Linked DNA regions of Homo sapiens: region 1 is linked to region 2. The links are chromatin contacts, found by Hi-C or POLR2A ChIA-PET in ENCODE. All regions are on one chromosome and are shown on one strand. The core of a region is the stretch at or near the end of the contact, and the rest is flanking DNA. Distances in the headings are between cores, read along the strand shown. Region 1 overlaps ZNF827 (zinc finger protein 827). Region 2 overlaps ZNF827 (zinc finger protein 827).

Evidence for each region. Hi-C counts contacts between places; a loop is a spot of excess contacts on that map. ChIA-PET counts read pairs that join two places held with the same protein, here RNA polymerase II (POLR2A). Pooled maps may share reads with other maps.
Region 1: a loop to region 2 is called in a map of endothelial cell of umbilical vein, with 4 times the contacts of the local background. The contact joins two enhancer-like sites. A Hi-C loop is called at or near these places in 2 of 168 maps with a recorded cell type or tissue (PC-3 and endothelial cell of umbilical vein), 4 of 37 single-sample maps with no recorded cell type and 2 of 50 pooled maps. POLR2A ChIA-PET finds 5 or more read pairs at or near these places in 6 of 52 experiments (GM12878, H1, OCI-LY7 and 2 more).

Annotation. Positions count from the first base shown.
Region 1 is chr4:145,841,081-145,845,038 of GRCh38, reverse strand. The region is part of intron 7 of ZNF827 (zinc finger protein 827); the gene reads left to right. Among named protein-coding and RNA genes, the nearest start is that of ZNF827, 96 kb to the left of the region's middle. Within about 2 kb of position 1,723, at least 4 of the 41 ENCODE cell types and tissues checked have a DNase peak (open chromatin) inside an H3K27ac peak, as active enhancers do; they include endothelial cell of umbilical vein, where a contact is called at or near this core.
Region 2 is chr4:145,806,333-145,810,166 of GRCh38, reverse strand. All of the region lies in intron 8 of ZNF827 (zinc finger protein 827), which reads left to right. Among named protein-coding and RNA genes, the nearest start is that of C4orf51, 130 kb to the right of the region's middle. RefSeq lists enhancers at 1,565-1,754, 984-2,183, 2,611-2,830. Within about 2 kb of position 1,751, at least 10 of the 41 ENCODE cell types and tissues checked have a DNase peak (open chromatin) inside an H3K27ac peak, as active enhancers do; they include endothelial cell of umbilical vein, where a contact is called at or near this core.

The DNA.
Region 1 (3,958 bases), core at 474-2,973, 35 kb before region 2:
TAGCTGGGAGCTACCAAGCAGTCTTTAAATCAAGGAACTTTGCTTTCCTGAGCAAACAGAGAAAGATTCTTCCTGATGGGAACAGTTGCTGGGTTTTGTGTTTCTAATTCTTGCAACAAAAGGTACAAGATATTTTTCTTTTTGATGTCTTATTAATCGACCTCAGAGCATCATCAGGCCTGTGGACAGTACTCATTTAAACTTCAACCTGAGGTTTTAAAAAAATATTCCATTAATTGGAGTTTAGGAATGTCAAATTTCAAAGAGCAATTAAAACAGAGCCAGCTTGCCTCACACTGGGTTTATTTTATTTATTTATTTATTTATTTATTTATTTATTTATTTATTTATTTATTTATTTGAGACAGTCTCACTCTGTTTCCCAGGCTGGAGTGCAGTGGCCCAGTTTTGGCTCACTGCAGCCTCCACTTTGCAGGCTCAAGCCATCCTCCCACCTCAGCCTCCCGAGTAGCTGGAACTACAGGTATATGCCACCATCCTCTGCTAATTTTTGTATTTTTTGTAAAGACAGGGTTTCGCCATGTTGCCCAGGCTGGTCTCAAACTCCTGAGCTCAAGCGATCTGCCTGCCTCGGCCTTCCAAAGTGCTGGGATTACAGGGGTGAGCCACCGTGATTCGCTCACACTGGGTTTATATAGTTTTAGGGAGAGGAACCTCGTTCTAATAGAACAGAAGAGTGGTATGTATTAGTCTTGTGTCTGTATATAAGTATACAGAGAGAAAATGAGAGTAGGAAGATGGACTGCAGATTGTATTGGGAAATGGCTTTCGGGGGATGGAAAGGCTATTTTGTATATTAAGTTTGATGCCCAAATAGAAGATGTGAACTCCCATGGAATCCATCCTGCCCCCTCCTACATCTAACCTTTAAGCTATTTAGTGTATGTGCTTGTGTCTGTGGGTCTAAACACTGATGAAATTGGACAGATTAGTAGACCTTGAAAGACAGCAGACTAAACATAAAAAAATATTCATTTTAATTTGCTGCCATAGGATTCTTGAAGTGTTATAGGTTAAGTCCCCTAGAGATGGAGATTCTCGTGGAAGTGCTTTATTGAGGGAATGCTCTCAGAGGAACCTGCAAGGAGGTGATGGGGGCAGAAGACGGAGGAAAGAGAAGGAGAAGGAGCTGAGAGGAAGGATGTGGTTTTAGCTGGTTTCTAACTAACTTCAGCTGCATCCCCCAGGAAGGTTCACTAGCTTCAAGTAATCCCCTGCAGGGGATGTATAACCTCCCATGTTAGGGGGTTCCAATGGGGACAGCGGTTCTCACTTATAGTTATCAGGCAACACTTACGCAAACTCCGGGGTAGGTGCATTCGTGCCAGAGGGAGGATCTGGGCAGGACCCCACTAGCATGATCTATGGAGGTTTCTGAGGGCTCTTTAAGATTACATAATATTTATACAACAAAAAGATGTGCTGCAAGACCATATTATTTTATGCTCTTTAGGTGTTCTCTAGGAAGAGGTAAGAGGAGGCCCCAAGTTGGCCCCATACAAAGATTTTAATGTGCCTCAAGCCTAAACTGCCTTGGCTGGAGCTGAAGCATGATTATAGGATAGAAGAGAAAAAAAATTTTTTTAACCATTTGGCAAAAATGATGCAATCCTTAAATTCTCCTCTTTCTGGGAGATTATGAGTAAGAGGAAATCCGAATTAGATCTTTTGCCCAAAGCAAAGGAAGAGGTTCTTCCTGTGAGCTCCCGGCATGATATGGTGTTTAGAAATCAGTGTTAAAGAATTCTTGGCTTATAGTTCTACAAAGTCCTCGGTGTGGTTTTTTTTTTTTTCCTTTGAGTAGAGGCAGCTTACTTGATTAGCCTATCCATAAATAGATCTCTTTTTTACCTCTCGCCTTATTACTTCAGGTGGAATAGAATAAAATTTTTATGCCAAGAAATCCTCTTTAACCTGAGTTAACTGATATCAGGAACAGAAAAAAAAATGCCAATTTTCTTTCTTCTTTCCTGACTCCTGTTTTAGAAGGAACTCTTACTCTGCAGGTACAAGATCAGTGTGTGGATTATGCTTTAAGGTGTGATTTGTAATACATTTCAAAAAGATTTACATCAAACCTCTGAATTTCTGTATCTTCAGATTTTTAAGTACTAATGGAGTGTTTATTTAGTAATCATATCTTCTGTGTTTGATTTCCTAGAAGAAACTGATCATTCAGAAGGACGGTTCATGATTGGAATCAAGTTCAGAATTTTTCGCACTTTGAGAATAGCTAGGTATATTTAAGGTAGTTTCGTTTGTAAAGGGCAGGCCTGAGCACAGCACTGAGATCAAACCTTCCCTTGCCTTTCTCATGCTGATGAATGCCTACGCTCCTCCACTCCTTGCCATCTCCTGATCCTAGGATCTGGATATCCAAGGACATGAGGTAGGGAGAAGAGACACAAAACTGAAGAAAGGAGCTGACTCTATCCCTGCCTCTTATAAACCCACAGCTTCCCTCACAATTGTTTATCGTTATTTATCTCGATGCTCATTTCAACCACAAGACTAAGGAAAAGTGTAGCAGCCCAAGAGGAAACACTCTGTAGCTTGGCATTCCAATATGTGCTTGCCAGTGAGTCATGGGAGTGCTGATGCCCGTGTCCTGCACCAAGAGAACACGAAGTCCACGGATGTGTGCTGTTAACTCTCCATCCCGTATGGGTTGGTGACTGCACTTTCCTCACCATCAAATCCTCCCTCCTCACACCTGTCCAGTGGCAGCTCTGCCCCTTGTTGATACCTCTGTTATACGAAAGGTAGATAAGGAGAGTGAAAATAATGGGAGACAGTATTCTTTGCTGGCAATTTTTTTAAAGGGGTTTAGGTGAAGCTAAAGGTTGAAACTAATAACTACCAAGTTTCTGGATCACTGGATCTCTACCTCATTTTTAAAAACTCTTATAATGGAAAATTTCAAACATATACAGAAGTATCTGTCATCCAATCCAACAATCATCAATTAATGATTTATGATGTTTTATCTATCTCCCTCCTCTACTTCCCCCTCCCTGTAGATTATTTTGAAGCAAATCCCAGACATCATTTTAAGAACTGGTTTGAGAATGCCATTTTTTTGTTTTGTTTTTTTTTTTTATCCTAAGAACTTAAACTCAGCTGCTTAAATTAGGATAATCTTCCCAAAAGTAAAGGAGAAAAACAATCCACCAAGGCACACCGTGTAGCCAGGCAGAAAAATCAATCTACTTAGCAGCTTGAATGATTGAATCATGTGGTCCTGCTCACCAGTGCCTTAACCTTGTCCCTCCACCCTTGTTTGTGTCCTCATCGGGGCACTTCCCATTGAATCAGTCCTTTAGATGCAACTTCACCGTAAATGCTAAAACAGCAGTCTTTTTCCTTGTTTAACCTCAGAGTCTAGAAAATTCAATGCAAGTGTAAAGAAGGCTGTGGGTCTCCTTTGAGATAGTGTGTGGACTGAGTGTTGTTAATGCCACTCTATCTGACAAATGAGATGAGGAGAGAGTCCCGGCCAGACCCATGAGAACAGAAGGACCAAACATTTCAGACTAATAAAATCCTGATTTTTCTATTTCCTTTCCCAGCACAAGCCTAGGTTCTACAGGGAGCAGATAACTAGCTATTATGATCATTTGGTAGATGAAAATACATGAGGCATGATATCATAATCAGATCTCAAAGTTTAATGGAATAAAAAGAAGATCTACATCCTTTGACATGGACCATCACCCAGCCAGATGCTGGATAAGATCGAGATAGGAAAATGGAACCCTAGAGTAAGAATCAGATAGCTCCTGGCAGGTGAATTGGACATGCTCAATGTTGTGTAACACCATGAACTTCAAACAATGGCTGCCAAGAACCCTCTCTTGGTTATTTGTTCTCTCTTTTCTCCATTAATAATTCAGTGTCCATGGGGGTATAAAATTGCAGGCCTATAACAAATACTTTC
Region 2 (3,834 bases), core at 502-3,001:
GTAAAACGGTGGGCATGCAGGAAAAAAAGAGCAGAAAGAATAAATCTAGAAATGTTAGCTTTTCCTCAGTTTAGTTGGCATGTCAAGTAATTTATACTTATATTTTATGAATTTCCATTTTTATAAGAAGTATATGTTACTTTCATAATCATGTAATTGCCTGATGGGTCCTTCCTGCCTGCTGCACAGACAAAACCAATTCACTGAGACCCTGTTATTGCAGTAAAGAGTTTAATTAATGCAGGGCAGCCTAGCAGGAGGACTGGAGTTATCACTCAGATGAGTCTCCCCAGGAACTCAGAGCCCAGGTTTTTTATGGATAATTTGGTGGGCAGGGGGCTAGGGAATGGGTGCTGCTGATTGGTTGGAGATGAAATCATAGGGGTATAGAAAATGGTCCTCATGTGCTGAGTCCACCTCTGGATGGGGGCCACAGGACTGGTTGAGTCATGGGTCTGGGTGGGGTCAGTCAGTTGCCAGAATGCTGTCTGAAAAACATCTCAAAAGACCAATCTTAGATGCTACAATAGTGATGTTATCTATAGAAGCAACTGGGGAAGACACATCTTGTGACCTCTGGCCACGTGACTCCTGAGCAGTAAGGGATTATAGAAACTACACCTTCATTTTAGAATTCAGACCCTTCTCATAATCCTAGTCTTGTGGACTTTTATTAGTTTTCAGTCTGTGAGCCAGAAGGGCATTAGTTTTAGGGAGGGACTATTATCATCATTGTTTCAAAGTTAAATTATAAACTAAATTCTCCCCATGGTTAGCCTGCCCTAGGCCCAGGAAAAAGCAAAGGCAGCCAGTCTGTGAGGCCAGAAGCAAGAATGGAGTCAGCCATGCTGGACTTCTCTCACTGTCATCATCTTTGCAAAGGTGGTTTCAATCAGAAAACACCAATAAGTTAGTTTCATTTTGAACAAAGGAGAAAATATCTTTTCATACTATTCTCATACTGAATGCTTGACACCAACTCTCTCTGGAAGTTTCTATCATGAGGATATTCCTGGAGCTTTGGACAAAATCCACTTTGGCAGAACCACATTTAAATATGACGCTAGGCTGGGCACAGTGGCTCACACTTGTAATCCCAATGCTTTGGGAAGCCAAGGCAGGAGGATTGTTTGAGGCCAGGAGTTCAAGACCAGCCTGGGCAATGTAGCAAGACCCCGCCTCTGCAAAAAATTTAAAAATTAGCCATGTATGGTCGTGTATACCTGTAGTCCCAGCTACTTGGGAGGCTGAAGCAGGAGGATTGCTTGAGGCCAGGAGTTCAAGGCTGCAGTGAGCTATTAATAAGATCAAGCCACTGCACTCCAGCCTTGGTGTCAGAGAGACACTGCCTCTAAAAAATAAAATTAAAAAACAAGCAAATACATAACTGTGACTCCAGAAAAATGGTAGACCTAAAAGCAGCTAAAGTAAATGGAGATATTTTCAATGAAAATGTTGGGAAAAAATCTTGTAAAGTGGTATTTGCAAAGTAGAACTCCTCTTTAAGGTATCAAAGTGCTTCAGACTAAGGAACACTATTTGAATGTTCTGCGTTTATCTGTACCTACTACCTTCATAATTTCCCCATCCTCTGTTGTATGCACTCTACAGAACCTCTTTCCTATCGGGGCTTTCCAGTCAAAATGACTCATCCAGCTGCAGAATCTAGTTTCTCCGCCCTAAGTATCTAGGAATGAGTCACTCAAATGAGTTGCTTCTTTTTTAACTTCAATGGAATTAGGCTTGAAAGATTCATGATGGGGGAGGGTCCTGGGAAAGGGGCCTGTGCTGAGGTTATCAGGGAAATCAGCTGTATTATAGGAATGGGAAAGAGGCCAGGAAACAGGATAATGAGGGAGTGGGATAGCCTGGAGGTAGAATGATTTATAAAAAAAGATTAGATCCAAATTCTGGCTGTCTTTGTTAGAGTATGGAGGCAGGAATTAATTGGTTATGTGGATTGTAGGTAACCATTTTGTGGCAAGATGACTTAAAAGGTAAGGTGACTCATCCTAATTATTTTTTTTTTGCTCACTAATTTTCTATGTACTGTATAGTCACTTGCACCCACAGAAAAACAAGGGGAAAGTTTACTCAGGAAAAAAAAAAAAATGTGTACTCTTGCAAATGCTTTTAACATGTAGGCAAGCTTTCGGTATGTGAAAGTTATTTCTGACACAATTTTTGGTCAAATTGTTTTTCATTTTTATGAAAATGTTAATTTTTAAAGCACTCTGGTCTATCTCCCAACTGTTACTTTTATCACTCGAAAATGTGTTATTTTAAAAATATCATCACTGGTGTCATACTAAGACTTGCCATGCCTTTCATAGTAATTAATGTTTTTTGTTTTTTGTTTTTTTTTTGTTTTTGTTTTTTGTTTTTTTTTTTTAAAGCAGCCTGGCACAGTGGCTCACGCCTGTAATCCCAGCACTTTGGGAGGCCAAGGCGGGCGAATCACGAGGTCAGGAGTTCAAGACCAGCCTGGCCAAGATGGTGAAACCCCATCTCTACTAAAAATACAAAAATTAGCTGGGCGTGGTGGTGGGCGCCTGTAATCCCAGCTATTTGGGAGGCTGAGGCAGAGAACTGCTTGAACCCAGGAGGCGTTGGTTGCAGTGAGCTGAGATGGCGCCACTGCACTCCAGCCTGGGCGACAGAGCGAGACTATGTCTCAAAAAAAAAAAGCACTGGGACATGAAAAAGAAAAATGAAAGTTATCTTTGGGTGATGATGGGAACTCTGATTGAGGGTTTTAGTTTTGTTTCCCCCTACCACCACCTTGTCTCTCTTCTTCTAGTTTTCTATAATGAGCATGAAACACTTCTATAAAGAAAAATTAAATGTTTAGAGGGAGTAAGATGTTAAGGAACAAAGGTAAGATTCATGGTGCTCTGAGTTAATAGGCCGTAAGCTTAATAATTATGGTTATACACAGGATAGGTCTTTGTCAGAGACTGCTAAACATCTTGTACAACAATCTTGTGTAAACAACAGTGGTCAGGAAAAGACTCCCCAGAAGGTGAAATTCCAACAAATTTTGGCAGAGTCATTTCAGAAACGTTAAAGTTACACATCCTGTAAGTTATTAATAAAGATGTGAAATCCTTGTATGAAATACGACTATGATCACAGTCATTTCCATTTGGAGGTTCACGAAGCTTACTCAAGGAATGATTGAAGTTTGAGGGTGGTTACTTATTTTTAACCTTGCAAGGGAGATTCATGAATTAAATTAATCTTAGGGCACCAGGTGTGATAGAAGAACTGCACGCCATTTTCTCTATCTTGGTTGTTGAAAATAGAGTGTTCAATGGGACAGTCTGTTGTACTGTCTCATTGCATCATTGGTCTCATAAGTATCAGTGACTTAGGTATAATTAATAAAATAATAGCTGCCGTGGGAGGGTATTTTCAGTCGTTATATCAAAATGTATAATAAGCATTCTAATTTCTGTTATATCTGTTTAATTTCCTAACAAAGGAGTTCAGTTAGAAAAAGGATATCAGTGGCTCCTGACAAACCTGTCCTTAACTTTCCCCTTAGATTATTTTCATTCTTCTCTGCCAGTGTCGAAGAATACAGAGATGTTGCAGAATGAGGATTAAATTAAAAAAAAGATCTGAGTATCATTAAATATTTGATGAGCAGTATGAGAAGATTGTGAGGTGTGCATATCACTGGGGTGAAAAGAAAGTTCATTCATTCATGGCCCAGCACAATGTCTCACACCTGTAATCCCAGCACTTTGGGAGGCCAAGGCAGGAGTATTGCTTGAGCTCAGGAGTTCGAGACCAGCCTGGGCAACATGGCGAAACCCCATCTTTACCAAA